Linked DNA regions of Homo sapiens: all the other regions are linked to region 3. A link is a loop called in an ENCODE intact Hi-C map of the cell type or tissue named here. Cell type or tissue: mammary epithelial cell. All regions are shown on one strand. Each heading gives the region's core, and the rest is flanking DNA. Links, peaks and the distances in the headings are about the cores only.

Region 1 (5,073 bases), core at 1,270-3,769, 61 kb after region 3:
GGGGCAACTCCCACCACTGACTTGGGTCTCAGGGACAGAAGGGTGCCAGAAATAATCAACATTTTTTTAAACCCAAGGAGGTTCCCTTTGTAAGAACATGTCGATCCAGTCTTGGAATCTAGCAGGAAAATTCCTTTCCATGCCACTCTCTGAAAGACAGCTCACTAGGACACAAATGGAAAATACTCTTTTACTTCTGCAGAGATAAGCTTCTTCTCACCTTCAAGGCCCAATGTACTTTGCAGCTACTTATTTGCAATGATATCCACCTCGGCTGGATACGTTTGCCTCACACATCAGGCGCACCATGGTTTTAAATACGCAGAGGGCCATTTTTCTCCTGACACTTCAATGCCATCATTTACTTAGCTAATAAGTGCCACGGTAGGTCCTCAGTTAACATCATCTATAGCTTCTTGGAAACTGTAACTTGATGCGAAATGACAAACAGAAATCCTTGATAAAGTCTTTTTGTTTTAAAGCTGATGTGGAAAGGAAACATGAGTTTCATTTTACGTCCTTTCACTTAAAGTTGCAGTTTCCAAAACCCTACAGACAGCACTGTGGACCCGCAGTGCATGGAGCTCCAATTCCTGACGGGCCCAAGTCCTCACAAAAAGGTGCTTTGCAAGGAAAATTATGAAAAAGAAAACGTCAGTGGGGTGGAGTTAAAAGGTTCCTATTTTCAAATACTCTTGCGCTTCTCTCCCAAGCAAGCATCCTGCACAAGGCTCGCTCTCCCTCCCAACACAGATGTTTCGGGGGGCATTTTCTAGACAGGTACGAAGGGAATCCCGTCCCTGAGAGGACCAAGGGCACAGGAGTAGTGCTCGGGACCCTCAGGACGGGGCATGCACTGTGGGCAACGCCAGGCCTCACCGTCGTGCGTGTGCATGCCTCACCGTCGTGCGTGTGCGTGCCTCACCGTCGTGTGTGCGTGCCTCACCGTCGTGTGTGCGTGCCTCACCGTCGTGCGTGTGCATGCCTGTAGGCAATGCCAGGCCTCACCGTCGTGCGTGTGTGTGCCTCGTGTGCGTGCCTCACCGTCGTGCGTGTGCGTGCCTCACCGTCGTGCGTGTGCGTGCCTCACCGTTGTGTGTGTGCATGCCTGTAGGCAATGCCAGGCCTCACCGTCGTGTGTGTGCGTGCCTGTGTGTAAAGGTTAGAGTGTGTGACAGTGAGTGTGGAAGCAGCTGGGTGAACATGAGAGAGACTGAGTGTCATGTGTGAGCATGTGCTAGTGTGCCCGAGGGTGTGTGTGTGTGTCTGAGAGAGCACATGTGTGTGATCTCTTAACCTACATAAAAGCACTCATTCAAATACCCTACCTGGAGGCAAACACGCATGTCCACTTCCAACAATCTACCAGCAACACTCGTGCCCATGTGCCTGGATTACCAGCTTCGCACAGAGCCAGACGCTGCAGCAGTAACGGGGCGCCGGGCCCACCTGCTGCCCCTCTCCTGTGCATAGGGCGCTCTCTCCCTGCCCCGAGCTTCGGCTTCTCCTCCATGCACGGTCACTGCTGGAGGCACACTGGACCCAGTGCCAGCTCGGGAAATCCTGGGCCGGTGACAGCCCTGACCCGTGGCCACCATCCACTCAACATCATTGAGCCCTCCCACAGGCACCCAAGCTCTCTGAGGACAGCCGTCCTAGCTTCCTTCGTGGGAGAAAACTCTGGCCCTCCACTGCCGGCCAGGGAGGCCTCGCGTGCCAAGCTGGCCCTGAGCTCAGCCCAGGATTTGTGCCATTCAGGACGTGGCGGCCGTGTGCACCCCATCGGGCACCGCGTCGCCTCCCTCGGAATGTATTCCAGCACTGTCTGCCATGATGCCAACAGCAACACTTCTCAACACCAAGCCTTTAAATGTCCAGCAGCTCCACAGCCCGAGTCAGAGTGGCCCAGCCTCCCCTGGACCTGATGCGGGGCTTCAGGAAGTGGCAGGGCAGGAGGTAGAACCGGAAGCCTCACGCTACACCAGGCACTGCTCCTGGAGCACAGTGGGTATCCCATCACAACGCGGGAGGATTCAGGGCCAACTGCAGGCCCCCGGAGACGAGGTTAGACGGTGGCAGGCAGGCTAAGAACAGGCGATCCGGCAGGCACAAGAAGGAACATACTGATGATAAGGAAACGCCGGGTGGGGTCTTTACGTAGGCAGCCTCCTTGGCATCGGGCAGGTCTGTCTCACCAGTCCCAAATAATGAATCATGTCCACTGCACTAGAATGCAGTCTTTTAACCACTATCAACATACGCCAAGGAATGCTTCCACTAACAAATGGGAAGAATGCCCAGAAAACACCGCACTGCATTTCTGGACCAGGACTCGTTCTGTTGGAATGTGCCTACCAAACACAGCAAGGGGCGACACTCACCCGAAGGTTGAAACATGCGGAACTCCGATGACTCCTAGTGCTGTTAGCAATCATAAATCCTCATCCTGGCACAGAGCACAGGAGGCACCTCTGCCTGCACTCACCGTCCAGGGCCCTCCTCCGTCTCTGCGATGCCACCCTCATTTCACAGACGAGGACGCTGAGGGTCAAAGCTGTGAGCCACATCCCTCGACAAGGCTGTGAGCCCATTCCCTGTCTTCCTGCCTCCCTGTTACCACCTTCCAGGCCCCCGCTCTCTGGTGCCTGGAATGAGCATTCTGGAGTTGTCAGAACATTCCTTGACCTTCCAATAAAAGGGGTACAATCTAAATACAAAGTAACATCCGGGGCTACAAAAGCGACCACTGTGGCCATCACCTATGAACCTCTAAGACCCCAAATCAACACAAAGCAAGAGGCCACACCATCCTGAGCAGCTGGCAAGTCGGCCACTGACCAGTAAAAAAACTGGGAGGAAGGTGGCTGATCGATCCTGTTTTCCTCCCTTTTTCAACGAGCCCAGTTGCTCATGAAAGACAAGTAGACAGCTCTACTCTGCTTCTGTTCAGGGCTAGAGAGGTTCTGGAATTGTGCAAGTCATGTCAGAGCACACCCCGAGAGAGAGATCACTTGCAAAAAGCTACAGTGAAAATAAGAATCAAAACTCCCAAACCGGAGAAGCCATGCCACATGATCGCCTCGCTTGTTCATGGCGGGTAATTACTTAACCCTTTGTTTTTCCAGAAGTAATAGAAGGGCCTTTTTAAACAACATACTGCCCGCCACGGTGGCTCACGCCTGTAATCCCAGGACTTTAGGAACCCGAGGCAAGTGGATCAATTGAGGTCAGGGAGACCAGCCTGGCCAACACGGTGAAACCTCATCTCTACTAAAACTACAAAAAAAAATTAGCCGGGCGTGGTGGCGCATGCCTGTAATCCCAGCTACTTGGGAGGCTGAGGCAGGACAATCGCTTGAACCCGGGAGCCGGAGGTTGCAGTGAGCTGAGATCATGCCACTGCACTCCAACCTGGGCGACAGAGCCTGACTCCATCTCAAAAAATAAATAAATAAATAAAAATAACAACATACTGAACGGGGCTGACTTATCTGCCTAAACCAAGCTCCTCCTGGACACTCCGTCATCACTGCACACTGACCATGTAATGGTGAGGCCAGTGTCTCGTCTAACAGAACACCGATCACCATGGCCGCAACAGGCACTGTGAAAAACATGTTGGCTTCCTCCGAGCCCTGTGGCACATGCCACTTCCCCACCCTCTGCTGCCTCCCTGACCAAGAGGGCCCAGGGGACCAGCGTCTCCACACACCTGGGACCAACCTGTTGGGCTACACCACTTGAGAAGCCCTGGATCACCCTATTTAATGTGGCCTTTAGAGGAAATTTGGGGGTGGAAGGAGTCATTTGTCACCTATAACTTCTGCAATTGTCAGAAATTCATTTATAGGACACAAACGTTTTGCAATCTTGCCATCCAAACGTAAAATCAGAAAACATACATCGGGTGCTTAAAATGGGCGCCTGGCACACAGTGGGCGCTTGACAAATTCAAGATCCCTTCCTCTTCAGGTCTCCATCCAAGATTCAGCAGTACCGAAAATATGCAGGGACCGCACGGGAACCAGCTTGAGGCTTGTCGCCAACAGGCGAGGGGCCCAGGTCTCATCAGATGGTCAACAGGTATCCCCCGAGTGCCCGCCATGGGCCGGACCAGCTAGCAGGCGAGAAACCCTGGGCAGCCTCACCTGGATGGGAAGGGTGCGGCGTCCAGCCCTGCAGGCGTGTGGTATGTGGGGAAACCGCTCCGCCCTCCTCCTGTGACTCTGTGGGGATGATCTTGCCCAAGCCCGGATATCAAGCGTGCGGGCCCTGGCTCCCACCCTTCCCACATCCGGTTACCTTTTAAATTAATATGACATTTTGTATATTCTTCCAGCATCTACCTTTTTTTCAAAGTGTTTCTGCCACAGAAGCGTGTTTCCAGCCTCCGCCGATGAGCGCTGGTGACCATGCCCACGGGACACACTTCCACGCCAGAGGCCACCCCATCACAGTGGGGAGCGGGCAGGACTTGCACCAGCAGCTCCAGATTTGCAAAACTCAGAGACGGCTTTGTAGGAATCCCAAGAAAACCACTTCACTACTTTAATCAAATGATGACCCAATCGATTACTGAAGAACAACACAAGACAGTTCACACCACATCTTCCTGTTCCCACAAGGGACCTACAGTCCAACACAGGCACTCCTCCAACGCCCCTTTAGTTTAGAAACATCGCCGTCAGGGCAGGTCTCAGCAGAGAGATTAGCGGTCCACCTCATTAAAGACCTGCCTGGTAACAACCGAAACCTGCCCCCGTGCGGACGCAGATGAAGCCTGCACCACACAATTCCATCACTGCGTTAGGCAGCTCTGCTCCGGCACCTCCCAGAAGAGAAGAGAGCTGTCTGCCCAAAAACATCGCCCAACTGTAATAAGCTGTGCAAACTTGGGCAAGAAAAGAAAGTGGGTCTTACTCATATGCAAGCTAATATCCTCGAGCCAATAGTTTTCCAGATCATAAAAAGGAATGGACCCCCCACCCCAGGAGCACCAAGTTCTACGATCAGCTTACACTGGCTGTTTTTCAGCAGAAAACCTCATTCACACTGTGATCCCTATGTCCTCAT
Region 2 (5,073 bases), core at 1,566-4,065, 170 kb after region 3:
TGGCTTGTAGCCAGGTCAGAGAGACTGTGGGGTCCATGGCATGGTGGCAACTTCTAGCAAGAATTAGAAGGAGAGACACACCCACAGGTCACGTTCACTTGTTGGCTGAGAGCAGTTTTCCTGGCTCATGTGCAGAGTGTCAAGGTTAGCAGACCTCAATGCCATTGGTAAATCCCTTCGCAATGTTTGAATGAGGAGAATCCCATAGCTGCACAGCTGATTTATTCCGTTTGTCGTTGGTGTCGTCATCATCACTCTCTGTTTTCCAGTCCTCATCTCTGGCTTTGTGCATTAGGATGAAAGTCCTGAAATGCAGTGTGAGTCTGGGCTCTGACATGTGGGCTCTGGTGAAAGTTGGCACGCAAGTGACTCCACCTGTGGGCTCTGGCATCCTCAGTCTGAACATGAAAGGACTAACACCTTTGTCTATGACCCAGAATGGCTGTGGGAATTAAACAAGATGAAAATAGGTGGAAATCGAAGCTTTTCAGTTTGCCCCCTAGAACGGACGCTGAGACCAGTGTGTGTGCTGGGGAGTTACAGGCCTCACTCTCAGGACGAAGCCTGCACTGAGTGAAGAGGGAGCCAAGGGAGGAGTCTAACCGGCCAGCAGCTGCAGCCAAGGCCTCTGCCCATTCCGTGGGAGTTCTGGACCTGGGGTTGGTGGGGGGGCCTTCAGAGTGGCCCCAAACAAAGGCAAAGGGACGAGCCTTTGTACCCGCCCTGCAGGCTGTTCAGTGGAGATGATGCAGCCTCGGTGAGGCCACAGCTTTGCATATGTCCATTTCAAATACAACAGCAAAGCTTACAGGCAATTTGGGATTTCATGAAGTCAATGAAAGTGACGTTGGAGAATTGCTCAGGACTTTCCCACGGTCACTGGCACACGGTTAACTATAATTAGCAATTAAAGAGCAAGTAATCACCATGGAAAGTGGCACAACAGCATTAAGAGATCTGCATCCGCACAGCTCCGGTTAAAGACGCCTTTGAGAAAGATGATACAGCGATGCAAGAGTGTTGCAGACATGGCCTTTCGTGGGGGAGCGCTGTAAGCTGGGGGGGTGTCTCATCCTGCTGGCTTAGAGTTTTGTTGGAAAAATTACACCAGAAAAACAGTAACACTGGAAGCCTTCTTTGCTGAATCTAAGGATTATTGCATAATTATAACTTAAATTTTGTATAAACTAAAATAAATTTATATAATTCGGTTTTATTTGGTTTCAAGGTAAAACCATCAACTGACCTTTTTTTTTTCATTATTTATTATGAAAGTTTTATTCTTGTTTAAAGTGGATTTTCCCTTACATAGCCTTTTCCTGGGAACACGTATCTTCAGAGGACATCAACACCAGCCTCTCCTGCCATGTCTTACGTCAAACTCAATCCCTTCTGAGGGCCTCAGCTGATGTCACATCCATATAAGAAATTGGGACACACCTTGGAAGTTTCAGTTTTGGTATCCTGTGGTAAAAGTTGGTATCTAGACAGGATTAGCCATCACATCCCCAAGAATGAGCTATGGCTAGATTTCTTCAGCTGAAGATGAAAGACATCTGCCTGCGAGTCAGCTCTAGAGGGTAAGAAAATCTAGGCTTGGGAAGGTCAGATGAAGAGGGTGGGATCTCAATCTCTAAAGACTTGGAATTTCAATCCCAGCTTCAGTTGTTCCATCAAGAAATGAGAAAATGACAACATAGAATTGTCATTTATGGCAAATTATGCATAAATGTAAAATAACTGCACTGCAGTTTCTGAAAACACTAAGATTCCTAAATAAACACCTGGGGCATTGAGATAGATCGTGAGAAATAATACACAAAAGTAGAGGCATGAAGGAGACCACAGGCCTCAGATGGCAACAAAGTGTGGTAAAAACCATCCTGTGTTGGGCCAGGTGCAGTGGCTCACGCCTGTAATCCCAGCACTTTGGGAGGCCAAGGAGGGTAGATCATGAGGTCAGGAGATGGAGACCATCCTGGCCAACATGGTGAAACCCCCTGTCTACTAAAAATACAAAAATTAGCTGGGCGTGGTGGCACGTGCCTGTAGTCCCAGCTCTCGGGAGGCTGAGGCAGGAGAATCACTTGAACCCAGGAGTTGGAGGTTGCAGTGGGCCAAGATTGCACCACTGCGCTCCAGCCTGGTGACAGAGGCAGGCTCTGTCTCAAAAAAAAAAAGAAAAAAAAGAAAGAAAACCATCCTGCATTTACCTGGGTGTTAACCTTGGGTAGCCTGTTTCCCTGATAATAGCTTGGATACTTGCATGCAGTGAGAAAGAGGGGGATGGGAGGTGTGGGGCAAAGAGTTAGAGTAGCCTCAATGCATTGTGAAATTCCTGCAGCCACACAATAAAAAATACCGTGGTAAAACATAGGAAGGATACAGGGGCATGCATTTCAGCAGAAGTCATGCGAACCTACACATTTTTTTATAGCATTGAGGTTTGTGGGTACTAATACATTCAGGATTATCTAAAAATTACCTTTCATGGTCAGGTGCAGTGGCTCACGCCTGTAATCCCAGCACTTTGGGAGGCCAAGATGGGCAGATCACCTGAGGTCAGGAGTTTGAGACCAGCCTGGCCAACATGGTGAAACCCTGTCTCTACGAAAAATACAGAAAATTAGCCAGGCGTGGTGGTGGGCGCCTGTAATCCCAGCTATTCGGGAGGCTGAGGCAGGAGAATCACTTGAACCCTGAAGGTAGAGATCACAGTGAGCCGAGATTGTGCCACTGCACTCCAGCCTGGGCAACAGAGTAAGACTCTATCTTAAATAAATAAACACAAATAGAAATTACCTTTCTTAAAAACAAACAAACTCAAAGATTTAATTTTCCAAGGTTAACTAGGGACCTATTTGGGTAGCAGAATACAGAAATGGCACACAAGGGCAGAAATCTGCTGTTAAGGTTGAAAGGGAGGCTGAGATGCAGGTGGGATAGAAAAGCTTCTGAGAGTGAGCAGGTACAGCTCCAGAAGCTGGTCCCATCAGTGCCTCTGACCCAGGAGTCAGGGCGTGGCCACCGGGAACTTCATGATGGCTGACTTCTGAGGACTTGAGGGTTAGAGTCATTTTTATGTGAACTGCAAGAACACCATCTGCAGGCTAGAGTTTCCAGGGCAGGTGGAGCTCCAGAGCTAGGCATACACAGGGCCCTGCTAAAGGGGACCAGAGCAGGGTCAGGTCCAACACCGGCTGTGTTTGCCTGCAGTTGACAAGATAAGCTATAGAACTGAGCTGTAACCATGAAGGTGGAAGATGAATCCCAGAAATGGGGTGACCATGGAGAGGCGTTTCCATCACTTCCTACTCTCTCTGTTGGGGAGGCAGGGATTCCCTCCCTGGGGCTACAGGAATGTCCAAACAAATAGCAACTGACACTGAGCAGATGAAATGGACAACAGTTTATTCTTCACAGCCCAGGGAGGAGGACGCCGCATGCCACACGGGGCCACACAGGGTTGCGTACGAGAGCAGAGTGAATCAGCAGGGCTGGGGGAGGTGGCTTTGTAGTATCAACGGTTGGGGGGTGGCCCCTAGTTCCTATGGGGGTGTGTTGACTTGTTTGAATAATTCCATGGCTGGCCCCTGCTCAAGGACTAGCGGGAACTGTGCCTGGTCCCCACGGGAAGGAGGGCTGTTTGGTCAGCGGACGTTATTCACAGGAGTGGGGTGGGGATGGGAACTTGTGTCTAGGTCATTCGAGGCCCTCCCAGTTTTACCAGATGTCAAGGGAGCATATCATATTGGGTCTTAATTTTAGATCTGCCACAGGCAGGTGCAGGGAGTGTGTTGCTCCTCACTACCCAGATGCCTGAGGCCACTGTGCAGAAGTGGCCTGGACAGGATAGCTGAAGCACCATGAAACCTGGTGGCCCTGGCAAAGGCATCCCAGCGACAACAGTTTATGAGTCACATGTCTGGGAATATGACCTGATTCCCAGGCCAGTTGGCCAGGTGCGTGGAAGGGAGTAAATAAAAGCAGGTTGAAGCAATAATGCCTCTGACTTTTGTTGGGCTGGATTGTGCTCAGGCTTCTGTAGGGAGGCCTTCGGTGAATAAGGACCAACAAACTGGGATTGAGGGAAGCAGAAGAAAGGCCCTAGAAGAAAATTTGGATTCCTGGTGGAAGAACTGGATCAGGAATTAGAACATTTGTGTTCAGCCTTCACTCTACCTTAGGGAAGACAGTCATTGCTGAGTCACTGTTTCCTGGTCAGCAAATGGAATCATGATACCACCAGCACACTTGTGAAAAAATGAGAGAAGTGAGATATTATGAAATACTCTTCAGATGTAAGACATTGCTGTTAATGAGGCATTATCATGTGCACTTGGCTTCAACTGATTTTACTACGAATGTGAAAATGTATTTTAAGCAACTAGTTCTGAACAATAAGCTAAAGGGTACTTTTTGGTTTTATTTTGCTTTTAAAGATAGCTTGTGTCTCCTGAGTGTTCTCTAAAAAAATGAAAATAGAAATAATATACTTTTTTAGTTGGGCTGTTTTGTAGGAGGCAGCTATGTCTTAAAAAATGAGTACCACCAGACAAAGACATTACAAAAAAAGAAAACTACAAAACAGTATCTCTCATGAACATATAAATGCAAAAATCCTCAACAAAATATCGTAAATTGCATAAAAAGAATCAAATGTATAAAAATGTGTAAAAAATATAAAAAGAATTATATACCATGAACAGGTGGGATTTACCCCAGGTATGTAAGCCTGAATCGACTTCCAAAAATCAATTCATGTAACCCATCACATTGACAGGCTAAAGAAGAGAAATCACATGATCATAACAATAGCTGCAGAAAAATATTTGACAAAATCAAACACCCATTCATTATAACTGCTAGCAAACTAGGAATGAAGGGGAGCATCCTTAACTTCCTTTACAAATACTCTAACAGCTAATATCACACATAATGGTGAGGAACTCAAAGCTTTCCTGCTAAGATCAGGAACAAGGCAAAGATATCCCCTCTCACCACTGCTTTTCAATGTTACAAGTCTTAGTTAATACATTAAGACAGGAAAAGGAAATAAAAGGCATACAGATT
Region 3 (5,073 bases), core at 1,365-3,864:
GTTCCCTCTTATTTAAAAAGAAAAATCTATGAAACTAGCCCCATACAAGTGTATGGGCATGGGGAACAAATAGGTATTTGTGATATAAAAGCAAACAGCCTCTATCCAAATGACACTGAGGATTTCAACCATATATGGCGCGCAGGGTCACCCTCTTCCCAAGGTGAAAATGCCCAGTGCCAGGAGCCCGACGCTGTCTCAGAACTCAGGGCCACTGCATTCAAAATCATTTCAAGATTTCAGCATTTACTTTTAATATTTGTGAATCTGTAGTAACTTTTATAACAGACATGACTAGTTAACAAAAAACTGGATTTGACAGCAAGAACATCACAGTCATCAACAGTGTTGCTCAGAAGAAGATCCATCTATCACTTTTAACCTGTCCTGAAAGGGGGAAACTTGATGAAATCAGGCGTCCAGATTTCATCACAATTTGAATTTCTAAGACAATCAAAATGCCAGAGACTAAGACAAAACTACATAGACATCTGGGGGGAAAAACAGCCCCTGGAAAGATATTCAAGCTGAAAGGATCTTGGCAGCAGGCAGAGTGGTTCTCCAAACTGTGGAGAAGAGAGGCCATTCCACTGAGAGTGAGAGGCCGGAGCACCGCTGTCAGACGATGTTTTTGGATATGATGTAGAAAATGCACGAGGAAAAGTTGTAGCTATAATATCCACGGGGGCTTTTCCATGAAAAAACAAGACATAAGCTGCCTGTGCAAGGGGAGCCAAAGAAATGCTGAAAACCACTGCCACAGGCTGGTGTGATCTGGAAGTTCTCCTCCTGAAACACAAAAAAATAACCCAGACAGACTCAGTGCTTCAGAGGGACACAAGGAGCACAGAAAAGCCGGGGGACACATAATTGCTTTCAGAGGCTACGCAGTTCAGAAGCAGGTGCAGCCCATCAGGAAGCCACAAGCCCCTCCAGAGGCACCGAGTCGGGGAGACCCAAGCCCCAAACACCAAGGCCATGGAGTAGGAAAGTGACAGCGTGGGTCTTGCCCTCATTCTCATCAAAGGGCAGCCCTGGGCTTTCATACAGAATAATAAACGCTGCTGCCAATCGTCCAGCTCAGTCCTATGGCCAGAAAAGTTTCTTCTAAAGAAATGTCTTCAAGAATGATTCTTATCATGACACATACAATGTGAACTACAAAAAAAAAGAAAAAAAAATCTGAATGACAAGAAAATGCCAGGACTAGAGCAACATGGAACTGAATGGTATTATAAAATTTTGATAAATTATACCCCAAGATGTTTATTCTACTTTTTCTGGATGACTGAGTACACGTTTTCATTTTAAGTGATAATCTACTAACATAAACAACTTGCGAAAGTATGTTATCTGTGTTAACAGAAAATTACATAAATATCTTAGTACTCTGGACACGATATTTTATTTTTGAGACAAGGTCTTGCTCTGTCACCCGGGCTGGAGTGCACTGGTGCAATCACAGCTCACTGCAGCCTCAACCTCCCAGGTTCAAGCCCTCCTCCCACCTCAACCTCCTGAGTAGCTGGCTCTACAGGCGTGTGCTACCATGCTTGGCTACTTTTTTAAAAACTTTTTGTAGAGATGGGTCTCACTCTGTTGCCAGGCTGTTCTGAAATTCCTGGGCTCAAGTGATCCTCCCTGGCATCTCCAAGTGCTAGGATTACAGACATGAGCCACTGCGCCCCCAGCCTTGGAAGCTGTATTTTGATGTCCGAACAAAAACAGTCCCAAATTAAATATAGAATTTCTGACTAGACAAATTATTCGTGTTACTTTTTAAATCAGTGAGTACAGAATCAACAACTTAAAGGTTAATCAAATACCTCTAGCTTCCATGACAGCTTTCGGTTAAACAGCAGTTTATCCGGCATAAAACATAATCAGGTTCCAGAAACCTGGAATTTACTAACTGCTTCCTATTGACTCAACCATAAAGAAGCGTCGCTCAGGTTTGGTTTTTCTGTTGTGAATCAAATGCTGAAGTGAATCGAATTCAAGTTGGCTTTCACGGCTACTCTACACCTTACACACCTTCCTTCGTCCCCAGATCCTAACAGCCAACCAAAACACATCCACTGGAGAAAATACAATCAATATATTCTTTTATTATTTTTTAAAACATGGCAAACCATACTTTAATCAGAGAGCAATGAAGATTTCCACTTACAAATTTATCCAAGTTGGCAAAAAATAATTAGCTAACACGAATCTTTCCTTGTATGACGCAGCTGTCTGAAGCAGATGCCAGCTAGCACAAAGGCCGTACATGAAGTCTTATCAAGAATGGTGGCGGGGACTGTCGGGAAGAAGGTGCTGACGCCGCTGGTAGATGTTAGAATGAAAATAAGGAAGCTTAGAGTAAGGAGGAGAGCAGGAAAGCCAGGCCCATAACACTAGTTATGAAGGAATGGGGGCCTTTCTGAAGGAATGGGGGCCTGGAATCTTCCAACAGGAGTCACAAAGAATACAATTAAACCACTTGTGTGTTTTCTCCTACACAAAGTGTTTTAAGAGGCATAGGAGGGAGTAAGTCTCAGGAAGAGAAATAACACTGTACACTTCTCCGACTTAAAGCCAACTAATATACACACAAACTAGCTAGCACCTGCATGGCTTTCTACAACTTTTTCTATTGCGATGCATAAATGTCCAAAAACACAGAATCCAAATTCCGTGTCTTTTACAAAGAAACTGTAATGAGTCTTTAAAAAAAAAAATCAGGATCACTTATTAGTAGAGTCTTCAGATTTAAAATCAGGCATGTGTCTGACTTACGGAACAAAGGCCATTTCATAACACAAGCGGTCTCTGTCCTCCGTGACAGAGGAAGGCGGATTTCCCCGAGGCATCCTGGCAGCCCGCGCAATGCATGGAAGCTACCACTAGATGGCACCTGCGCCCAAGCTATAGCCCGACTCCCTCCTGGTGCTGGTGCTACGCGTGTGGTCCCCGTACATGGAAGAGCCATCCACTTTTCAACAACAGGCATTTATCTGCAAAAGACTTACACCAAGAGCTTGCCTTAAAAGATCATCAGGACAAATGCAAAATGCACATGTCTTATGAAGCACAGCACTGTCAGTATAGCAATGCATCCTTTTGATCTGCATCTTACATTTCAGTTTGCACCTTCAACAATATTTTCAGAGGCTAAAAATGCAGAGGGCTTTAAATTAATAATATATTTGCATTTTGGCATAGACGGAATTAAGCAAACTATGTCCATGAACATTACATGTGGGGGATTATATATATAGTCAGCATATCCAACTTCAAAAATGTCCAACCTTGCAAAAACTTACTCAAATGTAATGAGTTAGCAATTGACTTAAAGTATGTTAGTCATTTAGTAACTGACTTGAAAATGCTCTCCATGCTGGCTTCAAGGCAGCTCATCTCAGCGAAAGCCTGGGTGCGTTCTAAGCGCTAGAGAGGAGGTTCAGGAAAACAGCACCTAAGTTGTCTTCTGTCACCTCTAGACTCGAGGTCCACAGGTCTGACTTCTAGCCCCAGGGCCCCCCTGATACTGTATAAGTCGGGAAACACTCTCATCCCTTGAACATAGCTCTGGGTGACATCGTCCATTCAATACCGGTCCCAGGTGGTCACCACCTGCAGGAGGAGACCCAGCCACCAGCCCTCACCATGTTTCTGCTTGGAACCAGCAATAATCACTTAAGATTGTGAGTGACATGTGGATGAAATGGAAACTGCTAAGATACCTGGCTCTTTGGCCTAGTTTGGTCTCCCAGTGGGGTGGTTTCAAGGGTAAGGATGTGCCTCTCCCACCGTGGGATGAGCAGACCATCACCGCAGAGCAATCAGCCCTGCCCAAGGGCAGCAGCCCTTCTGAAAGTGGCCCTTCCTGCACACGCCCCCACTTTAGCAAACTCAGGCAGGAGGGTGTGAAAGGGCTGGAAATTCAGAGTGAGCAACTGGAAGGGGAGACAGATGGAGGGACAATTTCCCAAGAGGCCGACTTGGGGCAGAAGCCAGAGAGGGAAAAAGACAACCCCCAGGTCTGAGCCTAGGCCAGAGATGAACACAGGAGCAGGCGAGGCTCACGGTGTTCACGACACAATTTTCTAAGTCCTTTCACAGAGGTTTATGTTACAATTATTGTCATTCTTTGGGTACTGTGATGTGTGTCTTCTGGTAAGACGGACTGAATAATTTGAGAAACAGCTATTTCTGAGCACTTGGTAGGATTTGCTACCTAAACGCCCAGAAAGTTAAAACTTCATTATTTTAGGACACTAAATAAACAAATAAACATCCCAGCTTTCCCCATTAGACATTCTTACTCTTATCGTTCTGATGAATTCACAACCTGGCTGGTACTGACCCCGTACTTGGTTGAGTGTGGATTATAAAGCTATAAGCAGAGAGGGGTGACCAAATGGAATCAAACTACGTAGGCACGGCCTGTCTGGTTAGGAAGCTTGTCCACACAGAAAGCCAGGCAAAACTAAAGCATGTTATGGTTACACATATATAAACAAATGTGAAACATGTAGGTTTTCTACAGCTCCCACATGCAGAGTTCAAACTATTATGTAATATAAATATTGAGTCTCAGAAGTTCCAGTCCACCATGGATACCTAAGGAAAAGATCTGACATTTTACTTAAAAATTTCAGCAACTCTCCCCAAATCACAACACTATATTGTTCCTGAAATATCTCAGGCAGGCTTCCTTAATCACACTGTAAGTTGTAACAAAAGGGTTGTAATTATAGTGTCCATTAAAATGATGTAAACACAATATATATATATATACATTTCTCCTTCAGACTTCATTCCTTCGTTTTCCTCTTCTCTCCTATTTTTAAAAAGAGGAAATAACTGTATTTTCCTTTCCTGTACATCTTAACCCATTTATGCCTAGTGTTCCATTATTGGAACGCTAAGCTCATGGGAGTTATTTATATCCTACTGCTCAAGGTTGTCACCAAGGTCTGATTTTTCACTAAAAAAAGAAATTTGCAACCTCCGGCATAAATGGGTTAAGTTTTGTTCTTATAGTTCACCTTCAATTTATCTTTTTTTTTTTTTTTTTTGTGAACCAAA

What was found. A loop is a pair of places that touch in the nucleus more often than their neighbours do. Peaks named below come from ENCODE experiments on the same cell type or tissue, not always from the same donor. Only the 100,000 strongest peaks of a DNase experiment are listed, where the experiment ranks them.
Region 1: a loop joins it to region 3, with 4 times the contacts of the local background. A loop is called at or near these places in 7 of 110 quality-filtered maps.
Region 2: it touches region 3 in a loop (7-fold over the local background); 3 of 110 quality-filtered maps call a loop at or near these places.

The regions. Positions count from the first base shown.
Region 1 is chr18:76,457,744-76,462,816 of GRCh38, forward strand. All of the region lies in intron 2 of ZNF516 (zinc finger protein 516), which reads right to left. Among named protein-coding and RNA genes, the nearest start is that of ZNF516-AS1, 31 kb to the right of the region's middle. RefSeq lists enhancers at 1-349, 1,762-2,359, 2,360-2,957. In mammary epithelial cell, for the core only: a CTCF peak has its summit at 2,374; a DNase peak (open chromatin) is centred at 2,308; H3K4me3 peaks cover 168 bases; H3K27ac peaks cover 1,458 bases.
Region 2 is chr18:76,569,599-76,574,671 of GRCh38, forward strand. No RefSeq gene overlaps it. Among named protein-coding and RNA genes, the nearest start is that of LINC00908, 43 kb to the left of the region's middle. In mammary epithelial cell, for the core only: a CTCF peak has its summit at 3,110 (motif pointing left); no DNase peak of the experiment used is centred there; H3K27ac peaks cover 369 bases.
Region 3 is chr18:76,396,204-76,401,276 of GRCh38, forward strand. The region is part of intron 3 of ZNF516 (zinc finger protein 516); the gene reads right to left. Among named protein-coding and RNA genes, the nearest start is that of ZNF516-AS1, 93 kb to the right of the region's middle. In mammary epithelial cell, for the core only: a CTCF peak has its summit at 2,892 (motif pointing right); a DNase peak (open chromatin) is centred at 2,878.